Regions from separate parts of the Homo sapiens genome. Here region 2 is linked to region 1. A link is an interaction called in ENCODE POLR2A ChIA-PET data of the cell type or tissue named here. Cell type or tissue: GM12878. All regions are shown on one strand.

The links. Peaks named below come from ENCODE experiments on the same cell type or tissue, not always from the same donor. Only the 100,000 strongest peaks of a DNase experiment are listed, where the experiment ranks them.
Region 2: POLR2A ChIA-PET joins it to region 1 with 6 read pairs; 3 of 35 experiments call an interaction of 5 or more read pairs at or near these places.

What each region holds. Positions count from the first base shown.
Region 1 is chr20:3,022,083-3,027,082 of GRCh38, reverse strand. It overlaps PTPRA (protein tyrosine phosphatase receptor type A), which reads right to left. Exons shown (of 24, transcript NM_001385305.1): 15 at 4,863-5,000; 16 at 4,259-4,394; 17 at 2,462-2,611; 18 at 303-396. Among named protein-coding and RNA genes, the nearest start is that of GNRH2, 19 kb to the left of the region's middle. RefSeq lists an enhancer at 1-194. In GM12878, no CTCF peak of the experiment used is centred here; no DNase peak of the experiment used is centred here.
Region 2 is chr20:2,952,593-2,957,592 of GRCh38, reverse strand. The region is part of intron 3 of PTPRA (protein tyrosine phosphatase receptor type A); the gene reads right to left. Among named protein-coding and RNA genes, the nearest start is that of PTPRA, 82 kb to the right of the region's middle. RefSeq lists an enhancer at 2,108-2,167. In GM12878, no CTCF peak of the experiment used is centred here; no DNase peak of the experiment used is centred here; H3K27ac peaks cover 812 bases.

The DNA.
Region 1 (5,000 bases):
TTTGTCCTCTCCCTCTCCTTGCATTGCTCCCACCTCAGGCCCTGGGCAGACAGAATCCCAGCTGGGCAAGGACATGTCTGTTCCTAGCTCATTAGGGAGAAAGCCTTTGGCTTTTACGTTATTTCCAGAAGCCACTAAGGTGCAACAAAAGGCAACGCCATGTTGTTAAGTGGGTGCAACAAGAGGCAATGCCATGATTCTTGTCTATACGCCAATCATTAACTAGTACCTGAGAAATGGAAGGGGTGGAGGGAATTGAGGGATGGGGCAATAAGGCTTTGGAGTGGCGGGAGGGCTCTTACATGGAATGATCTGTAAAACACGGTTCTTCTTCATGTTGGCTGGAAGGTTTCCAGTCCGCATCTTGTCATTCTGGATTTTGATTGATGTTAACTTCTGAATTGGGAAGGGGAGGGGAAACATTACTGATCCCAGTAACTGAACTTGACAAGATTATGCCTGTCCCTTGGCCTGCACCTCCAGGCCACTCTGGCTCCATACTGCTCTTCTCACCAGGGCCCTGACCTCTGTTCCCATATGTTCAGCTGGAACCCTGAAGCCAAGAGACTGTTTGGGAAATGCTACCTTCCAGGCTCCTGTGGACTCTCTTGAGATTCTCCTGGCTTGGAATTTTGTGATCCTGGAGCAAGGGATTCCAGCATCGTAGGAGGGAGTGTGTCCACTCTGCAGTTCCACCCCCAGAGGCTGCCTAAGGCTCTTCAAAAAAACTTATTCAGAATTGCATCCTCCCTTCCCGATTGAGGCTCCTTCTTGACATTTGCTACTCAAAGTGTAGCCCATACACCAGCAGCGTTGGCTTCACCTTATTAGAAATGCAGAATCTCAAGCCGGGCGTGGTGGCTCATGCCTGTAATCCCAGCACTTTGGGAGGCCAAGGTGGGCAATCAACTGAGGTTAGGAGTTTGAGACCCGCATGGCCAACATGGTGAAACCCTGTCTCTACTAAAAATTAGCCGGGGGTAGTGGCACGTGCCTGTAGACCCAGCTACTTAGGAGGCTGAGACAGAAGAATCCCTTGAACCCGGGAGGCAGAGGTTGCAGTGAGCTGAGATCGCGCCATTGCACCCCAGCCCGGGTGACAAGAGTGAAACTCCATCTCAAAAAAAAAGAAAAGAAAAAAAGAAATGCAGAATCTCAAGCTCTAACTCATACCTGCTGAATCAGAACCTAATATCTTTTTTTTTTTTTTTTTTGAGACAGAGTCTTGCTCTGTCACCCAGGCTGGAGTGCAGTGGCACAATCTCAGCTCACTGCAATCTCTGCCTCCTGGGTTCAAGTGATTCTCCTGCCTCAGCCTCCCAAGTAGCTGGGATTACAGGCATGTGCCACCATGCCTGGCTAATTTTGTATTTTTAATAGAGACAGAGTTTCTCCGTGTTGGTCAGGCTGGTCTTGAACTCCTGAGCTCAGGTGATCTGCCTGACTTGGCCTCCCAAAGTGCTGGGATTACAGGCATTAGCCACCGTGCCTGGCAGAACCCACATCTTGACAGGATCCCAAAGAAATCTGTGCACATGCTATATTTGAGAAGAACTTCTCTAAGTGGTCCTCCCCACCCCAACCCAGAATCTCCTGCTTCTGAGAAAGCACTTTTTTTTTTTTTTTTTTTGAGATGGAGTCTCGCTCTGTCGCCCAGGCTGGAGTGCAGTGGCATGATTTCGGCTCACTGCAACCTCTGCCTTCCGGGTTCAAGCAATTCTCTCGCCTCAGCCTCCTGAGTAGCTGGGACTACAGGCATGTGCCATCATGCCTGGCTACTTTTTGTATTTTTAGTAGAGACGGGGTTTCACCATATTGGCCAGGCTGGTCTGGAACTCCTGACCTCATGATCCACCTGTCTCAGCCTCCCAAAGTGCTGTGATTACAGGCGTGAGCCACTGTGCCCAGCCTGGGAGAGCACTTTTACTGATGACAGTGTGACATATGCCTTAGGTGTGTTGAGAACCATTGTCTAGTGGCATATAGGAGCTATCAGTGATCTAAGGTCCAGAGGCCAAATCTGGCCTGCTGCCTGCTGCCTGCAAATAAAGTTTTATAAAACAGCCACACTCATTATATTTACCTATTGGTTATGGCTGCCTTTGTGTTACAAAGACAGCACTAAGTAGCTGGATAGAAACCATGTGGGCTGCAAAGCCTAAAATATTTATTATCTGGCTCTTACAGAAAAAACTGCTCTTGCTGTGTATCATAATCACCTCGGAGGGCTAGGGGCCTTAAAATACTGTTGCCTGCTTCTCCCTACTCTAACACAACCAAAGTGATTCCAACGTGCAGGATGAGTTGAGAGTTACCAGAGTACGAGGAAAGGACCATCTCCTTAACCACTGGCATGCCTCACAAGGGGATTTACTGTTGGCAAATGCACAGTCAGGCATCCCATGTTCCCCAGATTACAAGGATCCTTCAATCTGAAGGAGGTTATCCAGCTCCAACTCACCTTAAACTCCTCCTCTAATCCATTGTTGCTGGTCCCTGGGATTTTGTTGTAAATTTTCTGCAGGTGGGTTTCTAGAGAGGTCACTTCCAGTTCTGTATCTCCATAGAGATAATGCTCCAGAAGGGCTTGGTATATGAAGACATACTGCATCTGAAACATGAATGACACAGAAGTTCTTGGTTACATACAACATAGTTCTCATGCCAGATCACCTGTTCCCACCCCCACTTCACTCCAGTCCATTTCTCCTTTGATCCTAGCAGGAATAAAAGGACTCCCTCTTATTATCCCAATTTAGTGAAGTGGGACTTGAAATGCAGGAGTCCCTGTGGGGGTGCTTTACTTGGGAAGAAGGGTCCAGGTCTATCTTGGGGGTGGTGGACGCCTGGAGAGAAGGACAAACTCAATTCCTGTTCATTCTGAGAGTGCAGATTTAATAGTCTGAAGGGGCTGTCAGAAACTGGAGACACCCAAAGCCCGTGATAGTCTGGTCCCTGCCTCCCTCCTGGTGCTATGCCCCAACTGCAGAGCCAATCTCACTGCTGCTCCCAGATGTGGCCGAGCTTCATCATGTCTCTGGGCACTGGCTCTTTCAGCTGCCTGTTCCCTAATCTTTGAAGTCCAGTAACCTGTCATCTGCCTTCCTGACTCTCCCAGGCATGAAACCACAACCTCCTCTGTGCTCGATTTCTTTGAATACATAATTTATAAGAGCCCTTCATCACATGAAAGGGGCTAGCCCCTCCACACCTGTGGATGTTTCTCGTCAGGTGGGACGAGAGACTGAGGAAAGAAAGAAGACACAGAGACAAAGTATAGAGAAAGAACAGTGGGCCAGGGGACCGGTGCTCAGCATACGGAGGACATGCGCCAGCACTCGTCTCTGAGTTCCCTCAGTATTTATTGATCACTATCTCTACTATCTCGGCTAAGGGGATGTGGCAGGACTATAGGGTAATGGTGGGCAGAGGGTCAGCAGAAAAACATGTGAGCAAAGGACTCTGTGTCATAAATAAGTTTAAGGAAAGGTGCTGTGCCTTGATGTGCACGTAGGCCAGATTTATGTCTGACTTTACACAAACATCTCAGTGCAGTAAAGAGCAGTATTGCCGCCAGCATATCTCACCTCCAGCCATAAGGCGGTTTTCTCCTATCTCAGTAAATAGAATGTACGATCGGGTTTTACACCAAGACATTCCATTCCCAGGGACGAGCAGGAGACAGATGCCTTCCTCTTATCTTAACTCCAAAGAAGCCTTCCTCTTTCACTAATCCTCCTCAGCACAGACCCTTCCCTTCCCACGAGGGCATATCTCAGGCTATCTCAGTGGGGAGAAACTTTGGACAACACCCAGGCTTTCTTGGGCAGAGGTCCCTGCGGCCTTCCGCAGTGCATTGTGTCCCTGGGTGCTTGAGACTGGAGAACGGCGATGACTTTTACCAAGCATACTGCCTGCAAACACATTTTTAACAAAGCACATCCTGCACAGCCCTAAATCCATTAAACCTTGAGTCAATACAGCACATGTTTCTGCGAGCACAGGGTTGGGGCTAGGGTTACAGATTAACAGCATCTCAAGGCAGAAGAATTTTTCTTAGTACAGAACAAAATGGAGTTTCTCGTGTCTTCCTTTTTCTACATAGACACGGTAACAGTGTGATCTATCTTTCTTTCCCCCACAATCACACTCTATAGTAATCATTTACAATAACCTGTGAGACTGAGTGAATCCTCAATGTGGGCAGATGTTTTAGTCCTGGAACCCCCCACCCTCACCTGACCCACAGATCACTCACATCGGTTTGCACCATCTGGCAGCGCTGTGCCCGGATCCGGCTCACAAAGCCATACACGTCCACCTTCCGTTCTGTATGCATCATGTCCAGCATGGCATCAATGACGACAAAGGTACCTGTACGCCCTACACCTGCACTGTAGCCAGAGAGCAGGGGGTTATAGGGATGGCCAGCCTGCCTTGTGGGAGCAGATAGGGAGGGGCAACACAGGCAGGGGCTCTTCCTTCAGGGTCTAAATCCTAATTCTGAATGGGGTAGAGCTGGGGCTCTCCAGGAGCCAACAACTCCAGTATGTCCTGAATCCTGACCTCCAGCTAGAAGGGTCCGAAGGCTGCAAAAATACATGGCCAGCACTTGACCCAGTCTTTTGGCTTCATAGCAGGGTCTCCCAACTCCTAATCTTGGAGGACTGCCCTACCCTCCTTCCTCAAGTCATATTCTCCACCCTGCACTAGAACTTGGAGTCTCTGGCTGTTGCGCTGGTGCCCCAGTAGGTCATCTACTCTGTGCCAGCCTCCTCAGCCAGGGCCCTTGTGCTGTTCCCCTGCTCTGGCCATGGGGGCGAAATGTGGGGGTGGGGGTACAAGGGTCAGGCCACACTGACCTGCAGTGGACCACGATGGCCCCTGCATACTGAGGGTTACAGGCCTTCACCTTCTTGAGGAACTTGAGCATGCCGATCGGGGTAAAAGGCACCCCAAAGTCTGGCCAGCTGGTAAAGTGGAACTGAGTGATGAGGCGC
Region 2 (5,000 bases), 69 kb after region 1:
AACACAATTAAGTTTTCAAAGAAGATGAAAAATTTCTTTGCATCTACATCAATCCTTCAGCTATCATTGTCTCTACTCTGCTTCATAGCCAAATCTCTAGAAAGAGTTGTCTCTCCATGGCAATCTGGCTTCTTGTTCCACCATTCCACTAAAACAGCTGCTTCCAGCCTAAAAGTAAAATGGGTAAACGATATGAAACATAACTCACAAAAAACCATACAGTTCTCTTAAATCTATGAAAAGATGCTCAACCTCACTGATGATCAAAGAAATCAATGCTGAGATACCATCTTTTTTTTTTATTATTTGAGACGGAGTCTCGCTCTGTCGCCCAGGCTCGAATGTTGTGGCGCGATCTCGGCTCAGTGCAAGCTCCGCCTCCCAGGTTCATGCCATTCTCCTGCCTCAGCCTTCCGAGTAGCTGGGACTACAGGTGCCCGCCACCACGCCTGGATAATTTTTTGTATTTTTAGTAGAGACAGGGTTTCACTGTGTTGGCCAGGATGGTCTCGATCTCCTGACCCCGTGATCTGCCCGCCTCAGCCTCCCAAAGTGCTGGGATTACAGGCGTGAGCCACTGCGCCTGGCTGAGATACCATTTTTTAATCTATCACACTGGCGAACATAAAAAACTTTGATAATGCTGCATTGGCAAGAGTTTGAGTAAACAGGTACTCTCATATAATCTATAAATATTCATCAGAATTACAAATGCACAACCCCTCTGACACAATTCCACTTCTGGAAACTTATTCCACGGATACATATCCATACTTTCAAAGTGACCCATGTACAAGGTTATTCAATGTAGCATTGTTTTCAAGAGAAGAATACTGGAAATACCCTTAACGTCTATCAATGGGGGAGAGAGACATGATTAAATAAATTATGGCTGATTTATTTATTTATTTATTTATTTATTTATTTATTTTTATTTACTGAGACAGGGTCTTGCTCTCTCACTCTGGTTGGAGTGCAGTGGGACAATCATTGAACTTGGAAGGATAAAGAGTAATTGGCCAAGACAAGGGTCAGACATAGTCTTTCAAACTGAGATGACTTGGAAGCTTGAAAAAGCCTGTCTGGTCCTGGCAACAAGAAAGACCTAGGTAAGGACATCACAGGGGGCTTCAATAAATATCTGCTAAATGAATGTAAAAATGGCAGACATGAAAGACTAGGGTGGGTGAGGAAAGGGTGGGGCGGGGAAATGCACACAATGAGGCTCGAGGAGGCAGCGATCATATCATGAAGGGGCCTGTACATTACAGTGAAAGTTTTAACTTACCACTGAACACACTGAAGAACTACCAAAGGTTTTATCACAGCAAGGTTAAATGGAACAATTTAGATTTTAGAAGCAATGACTGATGGCAGAGTGAAGGATCAACTGGTGGGGTTTGAAGTAAGGAGGGTCACTGACTGAAGCTTTCTGAAGTAATCTAGCCAATAAACCAGATGGATCTCACAGCAGGGCAGGAATATCTAAAGGAGACTGAGAAGAGGATTTATAGGGGTAGAATCGAAGGCTAATGAGATGTTGGAGGTAAGCAAGGCCCAGATGTCTAACTTCAGTGAACTGCAATGCTATAAGCTGGAGGATGACCAGTTTTGGGGAATGTGGTGGGGAAAGTGATGAGGTTAGTTTGAACATGGAGAATGTGTGGTATTAGAGTAGATGTTGTATCTGTGGGGGGTAGGGGGAAAAAAGACAGAATGGCAGACAGGCAATGACAGAGCAGCTGCCCTGGAAGTCAGGCAGAAAGCCAAAAAAAGGGAAGAAGACAGCTCTATGAGTGACAAAAGCAGCAATGAGCTAGCCAGGCAGCAGACATCTGAGAAACACAGTAGGCAGGAGTAGGTGGGTGCTGATGAGTAGAAAACTGATACATACCACCAGGGGAGGGTGGAGTAGGAACAGCACTCTGAAGAGTTGCCAGTGAGAGAAATCAGCTTGAAAAACTGGCAAGCTTCTGAAGAAGTCCTAGAACACCAGATATCAACTTTCATTATATGTCTTCTCTTGAGAAAGGCAATGTGATAGAGAAGTCCAAAACAAGAGAAGAGACCTTCCCCAACATTAGTGAAACTAAGGCACTGGAGAGCAGCTCACTTGCATAGACAACATTATATAGAGAATGAAACTAGACTACTAAGGCTGTGAAATAGATTCTTAACTTCTACTGCTTCTAAGTTCCACCTAAAACAAGATTCAGTTGGGGACCTTGAAAGAGATGAGTCTGGAGGCAAAAGAGTCAGTCAGATTACTACAATAAACAAATACACAAAATAGAATTTGGTATAGGTTTATATTGCAGATTAACACAAAGAACAATATGAAAATTTATTTGTTCTGCTTAAAGCACAACTTGGAACAAACTACTTGATACATGAAACCAAAGTATAGTACAGATTATCTGCATAAAGTAAAAAATAAAAACAAACCAGTGACAATTTTGAAAAAGAACAAAAAAAGGGGAGAAATCTATCTACTCAGTGTTAAGGCTTACTATATAGCTACCATATTTAAGACAGTATTAGCAGAGGAATAGACACATAGATCAATGGAGTAAAATATAGAACCAGTAACAGACTCACATAAATATGCCCAAATAAAAGTTGCAAAAGCAATTCAATGGACAGCCTTTTCATCAAATGGTACTCAGAAAACTGTATATCTACACGTGAAACAATAACGCTGGACCCCTCCCTTATACCACTTGCAAAAATTAACTAAAAATGGGTCGAAAACCTAAATTTAAGTCCTAAAACTATAAAACTCAGAAGGAAACAGAGGGCAAAGCTTCATGACTTTGGATTTGGCAAAAATTTCTTGGATATAACACCAAAAGCACAAGCAACAAAACAAAACACAGACTAAGCAGGACCTCATCAATATTAAAAACTTCTGTGAATCAAGGATACTATAACAGAATGAAAAAGCAATCCATGGATGGGAAAAAATGTATGCCAATCACATATCCAATAAGGAACCGAAATGCAGAATATACAAAGAGCTCCTACAACTCAACAACAACAAAAACAACCTAATTTTTAAAATGGGCAAAGGGGCCAGGTGTGGTGGCTCATGCCTGTAATCCCAGCACTTTGGGAGGCCGAGGTGGGAGAATGACTTGAGCTCAGAAGTTCAAGACCAGCCTGGCCAACACAGTGAGACCTCATCTCTACAAAATACATTTAAAAGTTAGCTGGGGGCCAGGTGTGGTGGCGCACGCCTGTAATCCCAGCCCTTTGGGAGGTCAAGGTGGGTGGATCACCTGAGGTCAGGAGTTCGAGCCCAGCCTGGCCAACATGGTGAAACCCCATCTCTACTAAAAATACAAAAAATTAGCCAGGCGTGGTGGCGGGCGCCTGTAATCCCAGCTACTCAGGAGGCTGAGGCAGGAAAATCACTTGAACCCAGGAAGAGGAGGTTGCAGTGAGCCAAGATCATGCCATTGCACTCCAGCCTGGGCAACAAGAGCAAAACTCTCAAAAAAAAAAAAAAAAAAAAAGTTAGCCGGGTATGGTGGCACATGCCTGTAGACGTAGCTACATGGAAGGCTGAGGCAGGAGGATTGCTTGGGTCCAGGAGTTTGAGGTTACAGTGAGATACGAATGGTGCCACTGCACTACAGCTTGGGAGACAGCTTGTCTCTAAAAAAAAAAAAAAATAGTAAAAACAAAACAAAACAAAACCCTGGCTGTGCATGGTGGCTCACCCCTGTAATCCCAACACTTTGGGAGGCCAAGGTGGATGGATCGTGGACCAGCCTGGCCAACACAGTGAAACCCCATCTCTACTAAAAATACAAAAACTAGCTGGGTGTGGTGGCGGGCGCCTGTAGTCCCAGCCACTTGGAAGTCTGAGGCAGGAGAAGTGCTTGAACCCAGGAGACGGAGGTTGAGGTGAGCCGAGATCACGTCACTACACTCCAGCCAGGGCAACACAGCAAGATTCTGTCTCAAAAAAAAAAAACAAAACACCAAAAAACCTATTTCATACCCATTAGGATGGCTATTGTTTAAAAATAAAAAATGGCCAGGCATAGTGGCTCACGCCTGTAATCCCAGCACTTCGGGAGGCTGAGGCGGGTGAATCACAAGGTCCGGAGATCGAGACCATCCTGATTAACACAGTGAAACCCCACCTCTACTAAAAATACAAAAAATTAGCCAGGCGTGGTAACGCGCGCCTGTAGTCCCAGCTACTCGGAGGCTGAGGCAGGAGAATCGCTTGAACCCGGGGGGCAGAGGTTGCAGTGAGCCGAGATTGCGCCACTACACTTCAGCCTGGGTGACAGAGTGAGACTCTGCCTCAAAAAAAAAATAAATAAATAAAATAAAAAACCCCAAAATAAAAAAAATCCAGAAAACAACAAGGGTTGGCAAGAATGTTAACAAATTGGAACCCTGAACACTGCTGGTTGGAATGTAAATGGTACCACTACTATAGAAATCAGTATGGCAATTCCTCAAAAAACTAAATACAGTATTAACATATGACCCAGCAATTCTACTTTTGGGAACATACTCAAAAGAATTGAAAGCAGGAACTCGAACAGATATTTATACAACAACATTCACAGCAGCATTATTCACAATAGCCAAAAGGAGGAAGCAACTTAAATGTCCATCAACAGATGAATGGATAAAATGTGGTATATACATAGGATGGAATGTTAGCCTTAAAAAGGAAGGAAATTCTGACACATGCTACCACATGGATGAAACTTGAAGACATTATACTAATAAGCCAGTCACAAAATGAAAATATTGTATGACTCCACTTATATGAAGTACTTAGAGCAGTCAAACTCATAGAGAAGGAAAACAGAACGATGGTTGCCAGGGGCTGGAGTAAGGGGGAATGAGAAGTTAGTGTTTAAATGGGTACAGAATTTCAGTCAGGGAGGATGAAAAAGTTCCAGAGATGGATGGCGGTGATGGTTGCACAACAATGTGACTATGCTTAATACCACAAAACTGTATACTTACAA